Regions from separate parts of the Homo sapiens genome. Here region 1 is linked to region 2. The links are chromatin contacts, found by Hi-C or POLR2A ChIA-PET in ENCODE. All regions are on one chromosome and are shown on one strand. The core of a region is the stretch at or near the end of the contact, and the rest is flanking DNA. Distances in the headings are between cores, read along the strand shown.

The links. Hi-C counts contacts between places; a loop is a spot of excess contacts on that map. ChIA-PET counts read pairs that join two places held with the same protein, here RNA polymerase II (POLR2A). Pooled maps may share reads with other maps.
Region 1: a loop to region 2 is called in a map of PC-3, with 3 times the contacts of the local background. The contact joins two enhancer-like sites. A Hi-C loop is called at or near these places in 3 of 168 maps with a recorded cell type or tissue (MCF 10A, PC-3 and mammary epithelial cell) and 2 of 50 pooled maps. POLR2A ChIA-PET finds 5 or more read pairs at or near these places in 1 of 52 experiments (MCF 10A).

The regions. Positions count from the first base shown.
Region 1 is chr12:59,968,856-59,974,765 of GRCh38, forward strand. No RefSeq gene overlaps it. Among named protein-coding and RNA genes, the nearest start is that of SLC16A7, 380 kb to the left of the region's middle. Within about 2 kb of position 4,281, at least 2 of the 41 ENCODE cell types and tissues checked have a DNase peak (open chromatin) inside an H3K27ac peak, as active enhancers do; they include PC-3 and mammary epithelial cell, where a contact is called at or near this core.
Region 2 is chr12:59,924,995-59,931,042 of GRCh38, forward strand. No RefSeq gene overlaps it. Among named protein-coding and RNA genes, the nearest start is that of SLC16A7, 330 kb to the left of the region's middle. Within about 2 kb of position 4,242, at least 2 of the 41 ENCODE cell types and tissues checked have a DNase peak (open chromatin) inside an H3K27ac peak, as active enhancers do; they include PC-3 and mammary epithelial cell, where a contact is called at or near this core.

The sequences.
Region 1 (5,910 bases), core at 3,031-5,530, 44 kb after region 2:
TCGTCTTATTTCTTATCTGGCTGCCACCTCACCTGTTTAGGCTAACACACCTGTTCATGCCTCTATTATGTCTTGTAGTTGGTTCTTAGCAATTACCACAACTCCAATATTTACTCCATTAATCCTCTGCACTCTTCTATGCCAGCTTAATTTTTCTCTATTGATGAGGCTAACAGTAGCTATATTATAATAAATAAACAACTAAATATCAGTGGATAAATGCAACAAAATGTTAATTATAGTTCACATAAGGGTCCAAGATCATCCCAGGTAGACAAGGAAGGTTGTGAATTTGCCCCATGTAGTTATTCAGAAGCTTAGACTGGCAGAGGCTTTGACAGCCAAAATAGATGGCTCCCAATGTTGCCTTGAACCTCAGCATCCAACTGATTGGGTGGGATAGAACAGCATGGAATTTCCTGTGGGAGGTAATTATATGCACTATGATAGAAAATGAAGGCAATAACTTGTGCATCCATTTCACAGGTTAGAATTTATGGCCATATGGCCACATGTCACTGGAACAGTTCTAGAAAGTATCATTCCTAGCTGTTCAGGCACTTCTCAGTAACAATTCCATAGCATGGAACAGTAAAGCACAGTAGAAATATTTCAGTAGTAAAGCCATGTGGGCATAGAGTTTGCTTTGCAAATTCTCTTCTTGTAATAATTCAATTTCTTTAACAAATATAAAAGTGTCTCACCACGTGTGCACACCTTAGGAATCAGAAATGGAAAATTATACATAGAATAACGGATACACTTTTATGCATTCTATATTGTCCAATATATTCTATATTGACCCATGACTTTTTATCTCCTTAGTAGCTCTGAACGTCAATATTTGTCTTTCCAGCCAAGTGAGGCTGCCACAAGGTTTTGGACACTGCTTTCTTATTGGCTTTTATGCCTTAGGAATAGAACCAGCAAAAATCTTAAGTGAAAAAAAAAGTTATGGTAAATGGTAAACACAGGACTTACTACAACATAATTACTGTTTCTTGGAAATATTATATTTTTGTTATCAATTGAAAGGTTAGTCCAAGGTAACCTATTCTATTTTAACTGTAAGCAAAAACCCCAATAGGGGATTTTAAGCAAGGAAGAAATGTGAGATTTGACTTAAATTTGAGAATTTCACTGTGAATACTGGGTAAGAATAGACTATAAGGGAGGAAGGGTAAAATTGGGAAGAAAAATTAGGTAGCTATTAAAATAATCCAGGTGAGAGATAAGCATTAAGAAAACATTGATGGTGCTATACATTCCCTCCATGTGAGGTCATTCTGCTATGCAGGACTGAAGAGCCCTGGCAATTCCCCTTTAAAGTGTCACCTTCCTGTGGCCCCAGTTTAACTTCTTTTGGAATACTGTCTACGAGTCAAAATAATAAACATTAGGTCGCCCTATAGCAGCACTGTAAATATATATAAGCATTTAATTAACCCTCCCTCTACTATGTATTTTCATTATCATAAAAGATCATATGGATATTTCCTTTCAAGTGTTAGTGATATAAATGAGCAAAATTAAATGTCAGAAATGATTTGCTTCACTTTGAAAAATATTTTCTTTCTCACTCCAAAAAAAAATCTGTCATTGATTGATTTATGTGGGATAAAACAAATCAATTCTTCTCTTGCATATCATCTATTTATTATTAATGAGATAAACAAGTATTTGCCCTCACTTAATGTTTATCTATTTAAAGATACATCAATGTAATATTATTGATTAAATTATAGCACATTGATTTTTAAAAACCATTCAGAATTCTTAAACCATGGGTACAAATCAGGCTTTCTTTAAATATTTTAGCTCTTCAGGCCAGGTGTGGTGGCTAACGTCTGTAATCCCAGCACTTTGGGAGGCAGAGGCAAGTGGATTACCTGAGGTCAGGAGTTCGAGACCAGCCTGGCCAACATGGTGACACCCTGTCTCTACTAAAAATACAAAGATTAGCTGGGCATTGTGGTGGGTGCTTGTAATCCCAGCTAATCGGGGAGGCTGAGGCAGAAGAATTGCTTGGACCAGGGAGGCGGAGGTTGCAGTGAGCCAAGATCGTGCTGTTGTACTCCAGCCTGGGCAACAAGAGTGAAACTCTGTCTCAAAAAAATAAATATGTATATATATATATATATATATATATATATATATATATATATATATATATATATGTATATATATATGCTCTTCAAAAAGCAGTATTACAGAGAGGTTGCCCTGGAATAAATTTGCTGGCTATAAAGGCTAGCCATGTTCCATGCTAGTATTATTAACCTGAGCATATGTACTTATTTAATAAAGGAATTGTGAAACCTAAGTAAAATAATCATGGAACATCCTTAGGAATAAGGACTTATGCTGGGATCACAATAAATTATTCAAATTTATAAATTGAATGCAAAGGATACCTTCATTTTTAGAGGCAAAATTTAAGGTATCTGCAAGATAATTTACTATTATCTTTTTAAAGTTTAGATGCTCTATTTCCTTCCAGCTACCCCATTATCAATAAATATCTAAGGTGAAATGAAGAGAATGCTAAGAGTTACCCGAAGCAAATTGTATTAGTAACAATAATAAAAATTTAATTGACAAAGACTGACAAACCAAAAAATGCTGAAGTTCAACTTTTTTTTCTCCTGTTTCTGTAGTTTTATAAAAACAGCAATTGAGAAAACATATTTCATTTTTCCTTTGGCTACCGAGGAATATAAATTGGTAAATATAAATCTACTTGTAATTCTGAAGGTATAGCATACTTTATCAAGCAATTGGGTGCTTCATAATCTGGCTCAATTGCAATTGGATTGTTGATATGCCAAAGTGAGCTCCAAATACATAAAAATAACTTTGATTGATATATTTTAACGTGAGCAAAGTGATACCTCAAACCTGCATCTTAGCTCATGAGATAAAACATGAGTGGCAGGCATTGCTAAGACTATTCCCTTATGGATGACTGCTGCAGCATATTGAAGAAAACACATTATTAATGGGCTATACTTAGGACATAAAGTTTAGTCAGCAAGAGAAAAACAGCTTTAGTTAATAAAGATAAACAATAACTATTGACTCAGTAAAATGATTCTATATATTTCAAGGGTGTTTCATTGGTAGAAAAAAATTCTGTGTCAAGTATGGTATATTTCTCTTATGTCTTTTCACTTTCTATGATTTATTTTAAAATGTTTTTGAGTACTTTTTATAAGAAGGCACAGTGGGAGATGCAAAGATAAATAGGCACGGCCTCTAATGTCTTGATATAAGGTAGAATGTTATAATTGATAAGAAAACCACAAATATAAAATATGATGCTTGAAATAAAAGTCCACTCTGGCCAGAGAGATACAGTAAGACTGCAAAAATAGTGGTGTCTGATGTGGACTCCACCTGATAGATATTCATGCCTTTTAGAATAGAGGAAAGACATTTTTAAAGAAATGAAACATAGGAAATTGGAAATGGAGAAAATAAAAGTTATGTGTAAGAACCAAAAAAAAAAAAAAAAACACCAAAATCTACATTAGGTTAGAAAAGTTAGGTTGGGTCCAGGTTGTTGAATAATACAGGGTTTATTTCTTTACTCCTGGGACATTTTGGGACTACTGCAATTTTTTGAGCTGACAAATTTCGGGGTGTGTATTAAAGAATTATTTATATCTCAGGACTTTATTAGATTGTTTAGAGAGGGAAAATAATTGGGACAGACAGATCAATTAAAAGCTTATGAAAGTAGACCAGCTAAACTGATTTTAGAGCCTGAGCCTGAATAGGAATGGAACTAAGATAAGGCATTTTTAATTTTTACTTACTGATCTTCCTAAATTATTGCCTCTGTGTAGTTTAAATTCCAATTTAATTTATTGAAAAGTAAAATTAGAAAGTGCAAGTGAAGCTGTAAGTATGACAACATACTTCATAGAACTTGAAATAATACTTAGGCCACAGTTTCCAGGTTTCAGTAGCTGAAACCCCAATTTGGAGGAGTGAGAGCTGCGTCAGTACAGGTTGTTTAAAAGTGACCACTCCAGGCAATTTGGTGATCCTGTTCCCTGAGTAGCAGTGTCTGAGAAAGAAATTTGCATTCAGGAAATTGGTTGGAGAATGCTCTCAGACCAACACCTGACTGGAGCCGGACAGACTTTGGGAGAATTGAACTCCAAAGGCCTCAACCAATCCTCTGCAGAGCTCTAGAACTGAGATAACCTTTCAGAGTCGTCGTGGATTGGGAAAAGGAAACACTAGAGTAGGGCTGGCCAAAAAGAATTCAGCTATCAGTACTTCCAGTGGCTGAGACAATGAGTGCTTCAGTCCAAAAAGTGGTGGTGTCGCAATCTGGACAACATACCACAATAAAGTATACAAGGGAGTAGAGATGGGAAGTCATGTGTAACCTGAGTTCTTTAAGAAGATAATGTCAGCATTGTGGGATGAGAAGCAATTTTCATTTAAAGAGTTAAGTCATCACTGAGTCACACATTTAATTAATTATTCTCCTATTTTTGAATATTTCCTAAATATTTTTTCATTACATTATAATAAGCATCTTATCAGGCATAGTTTTCCATTAGAATTTTTTTAGAATATTTGCTTTTGATATATTCAAATCTCCATGCTTTCAAGGTAAATATAAATACTGATTCTCTAAGTAATAGAATCTGTCAGTTTCTGAAGATCTTCTACTAGATGAATGCATGGCTTCATTCATTCAAAGTTCATTCAAGATTAATCTAACAGAGATTAATTGGCTGCCTAAATGCCTGAAAGTAAACCACTAACGATTACTCATCAGTCAAAAATTTACATTTACCCTGCCCATATCAGAGCTTCATCTTTCTCAATTAATATTACCCAGTGAATCACACAGTTTCACAGTAAACTCTCTTCCTCTGAATTTATAAAGCACAGATACGATCTGGTCATACTATTCTTTATTGGCTGGTGCAATCATGGAAGATGAACAAGCCAGGCAGGAATCAGATGTAAGGAATCACACAATTACTACTGCAGGATGATTCCACAGCTTGTGGTAAGAAATAATTATGGAATGGTGCACAATAACTGTGATTAACTGTGCACCATAACAGGGATGGCGACCTGTCACTATTTGGCCACTGCCTATTCTTTACTGGCAGCAAGTGCCCACAAAATGTGGCAGAGTTGGATGCGGTGACAGAGAGCAAGAGAAAGCAGAGGGTCTAACGGATTTCCTTAGGGCACTTTCAGTGTTGCTAATCAAGAAAGAGCTGTATCTGTATCTAAGCTATACTTATGTCTATATTTCTCTCTATATCTAGTTAATCTATATTTACATAATAGGTATTTTTGTTGTGTGTAATATAATCAGGGCACTTTTATATTCGTTAATTCTTCTGGCAACCCTTTGAAGCAGGAGTTAATGCTATCAATTTTCAAACATATGTTACATAGAAATGGCAGACCTAGAATTGAATCACAGAACAGTCTATTTCAAGCCCACATTCAGAGGTTCCCAATCCAGGCTACCCAGAAGAAACACACTTGGAGCTTAAAAGCAATTACAGAGGCTGGACCACATACCTGGGAATTCTGATTCAATAGGTCTGAGATAGAATCTCAAAAATGTGCGCTTTAAAAATGCATGGGTGGTTCTGACAAAAAACTAAGATGGAGAACTATCGCCTGTAATTATTCCAGTCTATTTTTCTGCATTTTATGTCAAAAAGAGATGGCCACCAAGTTTCCCAGATTGCTTATTATTGAGAGTACTTAGTATTGAGAATATATACACTATGCCTGAAGGTTATGCATTGTGGATGTCTGGTCAAAAAAGTTTCTGTTCCTGTTTAACATCACAGCCATCTGTTATACTCATAAACTTGTAAAAATATTTTATAAGTTATTATGTAAAAATGTACTAATATT
Region 2 (6,048 bases), core at 2,992-5,491:
CAGATTTGTTTTTTGCTTAGTCTTGCTTTGGCTATGTGGGCTCTTTTTTGTTTCATATAAGTTTTATAATTGTTATTTCTAATTCTGTGAAGAATGATGGTAGTATTTTGATGGGAATTGCATTGAATTTGTAGATTGCTTTTGGGAATGTAGTCATTTTCACAATATTGATTCTACCCACCTATGAGAGTGGGATGTGTTTCCATTTGTTTGTATTGTCTATGATTTCTTTCAGCAGTATTTCATAGTTTTCCTTGTAGAAGTCTTTCACCTTCTTGGTTAGGTATATTCCTAAGTGTTTTTTTGTTTGTTTTGCAGCTATTGTAAAAGAGGTTCAGTTCCTGATTTGATTTTCAACTTGGTTGCTGTTGATATATAGAAGAGCTACTGATTTAAACTCAAATCAACAAGAAAAAAACATACAATCTCATCAAAAAGTGGTCTAAGGATGTGAATAGACAATTCTCAAAAGCAGATATATGAATGGCCAACAAACATATGAATAAATGCTCAACATCACTAATAATCAGGAAAATGCACATCGAAACCACAATGCTATATCACCTTATTCCTGCAAGAACGGTCATAATCCAAAAATAAAATAATAGATGTCAGCTTGGCTGTGGTGAACAGGGAACACTTCTACAATGCTGGTGGGAATGTAAACTAGTACAAACATTACGGAAAACAGTGTGGAGATTCCTTAAAGAACTAAAAGTAGGTGACCACTTAATCCAGCAATCCCACTACTGGGTATCTACCCAGAGGAAAAGAAGTCATACAAAAAAGATACTTGCACACACATGTTAATAGCAGCACAATTCACAATTGCAAATATGTGGAAGTAACCCAAATGCCAATTAATCAACAAATGGATAAAGAAGCTGTGGGGGGTGTGTGTGTGTGTGTGTGTGTGTGTGTGTGTGTATGTATATGTGTGTGTATATATATGATGGAATACTACTAAGCTATAAAAAGGAATAAGTTAATGGCATTCACAGCAACCCGGATGAGATTGGAATGGAAAACCAAACATCATATGTTTTCACTCATAAGTGGGAACTAAGCTATGAGGATAAAAAGGCATAAGAATGATACAATGGACTTTGGAGACTCAGGGGGAAAGGGTAGGGAGGGGTTGAGAGATAAAAGACTACAAAGAGCATGCAGTCCATACTGCCTGGGTTATGGCTGCACCAATATCTTAGAAATCACCACTAAAGAACTTACTCATGTAACCAAACACCACCTGTTTCCCAATAACCTATGGGGGGAAAAAAAACCTTAAAAAAAAAAAAAAAAGAACAAAGGCTCAGATTAGAAAAAATTCTTGCTTTTAATACAGCTCTGTCATTTGTTAACTTTGTGATTATTAGCAAGTTATTATAACCTTACTGAGTCTCAGTTTCCTCATCCATAAATGTGGAGAGTGGGACCAAATAAAATATGTAAAGTGCTTTACCCAAGGTCTGATCCGTGGTAAATATCCAATAAATATGTATGTATATTTTAGTTAAATTTTAAATGAGAGTAAAAAAACTGGATTTATTTATCTAAATAAACTTCTTAGACAGCAAGGATAAGACTCATAAGACTGGTTCTTATCTTGTGTTTCACAAGTATAATAGTGCAAAGAATAAGTAAAGTGAAACCTAAAAAAGATCCAATCCTAAACTAGTACTTTACAATTGGATAGTGTATGACTTATTAAACTTACTAATACTTAGATCTCCTCACATGGCACAAAGAATGTAGTATCTTTCATAATTCAGAACTCATTTATTTTCTTGTTATTTTTGCATATGATCCACTATGAGAATGAAGAACTTGTTAAGTGAAGGCTGTGGAGTCAGCTTCACAGCATTCTGTCTGTGTAGATGCCAATGACTTCACAACTACGATGTTATTTTGAGCAGTGAAACAATTTATTAAAAATGAAGAAAAACATAAATGACTCCTGTAAAGAAATTAAATTAATCTTAGGTACTAGAACACAGATGTTCTGTGTGCCATACCTATGCAACCATGTCATTAAATCCAAATCTCTAATTAACAGACTCCTGTTTCTTGTTCAAATTTGAAATGATTCATTAAAACCATTTAGAAGCAAGTATAACTCATGAAGAAAAAAATGTTCTTGACCTTTTCTCCACTTTAATTTTTTTCTACTTTGTTATTATTTTTAAAAATTGACTAGCTTACTGACTCAATGATTCAGAATTGAGACGTATCTGACACTTCAAAGCCTGTCTCTCTTACTCATTAGCTTCACATCCTGTACCAACAAAAAATTGTGCAATAAAATCAGAAAAACTAAATAATATTAAGTCATGAAAATGGTTGCCAAAACTTGGGAAAAGTAGTGTAATTAATTTTTGGAGAAAAGAAGATGAACTAAGTTTAGACTTACACTGTTGCTCAGCTTCTACTTATAAAGAAACATTAACATTTTAATTTAATTAAGCAAATATTGTTGAACATCTATCTAATAGAGAAGTAACTATTTCAGTAGACAGAAAAAAAGGCTTCAAATAAGATAGAATTTATTCAAATTCTAATTCTGAAACTAACTTTGTAACTTTGGTAGTTAGCTTCTCTGAATTCCCTTTTGCTTACCCATGATAATAATAGTATTAAGACCAACATCAAGGACCAAGATAGCTGAACAGAACCCTCTAGCAATCATCCCATCTGCAGGAATGCCAAATTGAACAACTATCCACACAAGAAAGCATCTTCATAAGAACCAAAAATCAGGTGAGTGATCACATTACCTGGTTTTAATATCATATCAAGGAGAGAGACATTGAAAAAAGTAAGAAAGACAGTCTTGTATCACCTATACTACTGCATCTCAAGGCAGCTTTGTGCCATGGAAGGGCAGGGCGGTGGGGAGAGAAACTCTGTGCTTGGGGAAGGGGAAGTAAAGCGATTGTGAGGTTTTGCATTGGAACTCAGGGGTGCCGCTTCACAGCAGAAAATAATACAAGGCAGAATTCAGCTAGTGACCAGAGGAAGCATGTAAGACCAGCCCTAGCCAGAGAAGAACTGCCCATCCCAGCATTCAGAACCTGAGTTCTGGCTAGCCCCGTCACCTAAGGCTAAAGTGCTCTGGGGTTCTAAATAATCTTGAAAGGCAGTCTAGGCCACAAGGAAAGCAATTCCTGGGCAACTCCTAGTGCTCAGCTAGGCTTGGACCCAGTGGGCTTGGGGTGTATGTGATCCAGTGAGACACCATCTGGAGTAGCCAAGGGAGTCAGTTTATGACCCCATCCCAACCCTAGGCAATGAAGCTTGCAGTTCTGAGGGAGACCCTAGGCAATGAAGCTTGCAGTTCCTCTGCTTGAGAGAAGCAGAGGGAACAGTAAAGGGGATTTTGCCTTGGAACTTGGATACCAGCTCAACCACACCAAAATAAAGTACCAGGCAGAGTCCTGAATCTCCCATTTCAGACCCTAGCTACTGGATGACATTTCTAGACCCACCCTGGGTCAGAAAGGAACATATTGCCTTGAAGGGAAGGACCCACATCTGGTAGGCTTCAACACCTGCTGACTAAAGAGCCATGGGCCTTGAATAAACATCCGTGGTAGCCAGGCAGGAGTCACCACAGGCCTTGGGTGAGATCCAGTACTGTGCTGGCTTCAGGTGTGACCAAGCACATTGCCAGCTGTGTTGGCCATGGGGAGAGAGTTCTTCTACTTGAGAAAAGGAGCAAGAAGAGTAAAAAGGACTTTGTCTTGCAACTTGGATACCATCTGAGCCACAGTAAAATAAAGCATCACACAGACTCCTAAAATCCCTGATTGCAGGCCTTAGCTCCTGGATGGCATTTCTAGACCTGCCCTGGGCCAGAAAGGAACCTGTTATTATGAAAGGAGAGATGCAGGATTCATCGCCTGCTGATCAAAGACTGTTTCAGCCTTGAATAAACATCAGTTGTAGCCACACAACAGTCACCACTGGCCTGGGTTGGTAGTGGCTGTGGGGAAAGACTTCTGCTTGAGGTAAGGAGAGAGAAGAGTAAAAAAGACTTTGTCTTGCAACTTGGGTACCAGCTCAACCACAGTAAATTAAATCACCAAGTAGTTTCCTAAAATTCCTGATTACAGCTACTAGTTCCTAGATGGCATTTCTAGATGTACTCCAGTCCAGAAAGGAAACCAATAACCTGAAAGGAAAGACATGGGCCTGGCTAGATTCACCATCTGCTGACTAAAGAACTCTTAAGCATTGAATAACCATCAGCAGTAGCTACGTAATAGTTGTTACAGGCCTTGGGCAAGAACCAGTACTGTGCTGGCATTGGGTGTGACCAGAACATTCCCAGTGGTGGTAGTCATAGGAGTGCTTGTGCCACTCTTTTCCCAACTCCAGGCAGCTCAGCATGGAGAAAGAGATGCTGTTTATTTGGGGGAAAGTAAGGGAAGGGAACAAGAGTCTCTGATAGACAATTGGGGAATTATCCTAGATTTCACCCGAGACTACAAAGGCAGCACACCTATGAGTCTGCAAGAGTCACTCAGTTATGGAGCTTGGGGTGTCACCTAATGCAGATACAGCTACAGTTCCCAAAGACTTAGATTACAACACTCAATTCCCTTTGAATACTTGGAAAGTCTTCTCAAGAAAGACGGGTACACAGAAGCCTTGACTGCAAAGATTAAAATAAATACCTAACTCTTTTATGACAAGACACTGATGCACATCCACAAGCTCGAGACCACTCAGGAAAATATGACCTCACCAAATGAGCTAAATAAGGTACCAGTGACCAATCCTGGAGTGACAGAGATATGTGACTTTTCACACAGAATATTTAAAATAGCTGCTTTGAGGAAGATCAGAAAAAATTAACAGAGAAGGAATTCAGAATCCTGTCAGATGGATTTAACAACGAGATTGAAATAATTTTAAAACTCAAGCAGAAATTTTGAAGCTAAAACATTTGATTGACAAAATGAAAAATGTATTAGAGTCTCTAGACAGCAGAAATGATCAAGCAGAAAGAATAGTGAGCTCGAAGATAGGATATTTGAAAATACACAGTCAGAGGAGATAAAATAAAAAAGAATTACAAAATGAAGCATGCCTACAAGATCTAGAAAACAGCCTCAAAAGGACAAATCTAAGAGTTATTGGCCTTAACTAGGAGATAGAGACAAAGATTTGGTTAGAAAGTTTATTCAAAGCAATAAATAACAAAACTGTAAAAACTTAGAGAACAATATCTATATTTAAGTACAAGAAAGTTATGACACAACCAGCATATTTGACCCAAATAAGACTACCTCAAGATGTTTAATAATCAAACTCCCAAAGTTCAAAATAAACAAAGTTTCATACAAGTAGAAAGAGGAAAGAAACAACACATAAAGAATCTCCAATGCATCCAGCAGCAGACTTCTCAGCGGAAACTTTATCAGAAGAGAGTGGCATGACATATTTAAAGTGTTGAAAAAAAAACCTTTTATCATAGGATATTATACCCATTAAAAATATCCTTCAAACATAAAGAAAGACTTTCCCAGGCATATAAAAGCTGATGAATTTTGTCAACATCAGATCTGTCCTAAAAGAAATTCTAAAGAAACTTCTTCAATCATAAAGAAAAGGACTTTAATGAGCAATAAGAAATTATCTCAAGGTAAAAAACCCACTGGTAATAGTAAGAACACAGAATATTATAACACTGTAATTGTGGTGTGTAAACTACTTGCATCTTGAGTAGAAAGACTAAAAAATAAACCTAACAAAAATAGTGACAAAAATTTTCAGGACATAGACATATAATCAGATAGAAATAGAAACAACAAAAAGTTAAAAAGCAGGAAAGATGAGCTTAAAGTGGAGTTTTTATTGGTTTTCTTTGCTTGTTTGTTAGTTTCTTTATTTGTTTTTGGAATCAGAGTTTAGCTATCAGTTTAAAATAATGAATTATATGATGTTATTTGCAGTCCTCATCGTAAGCTGAAATAAAAAACCTATAATGAATTCACACACACAAAAAAGCAAGAAACTAAAACATCCCACCAGAGAATATTTCTT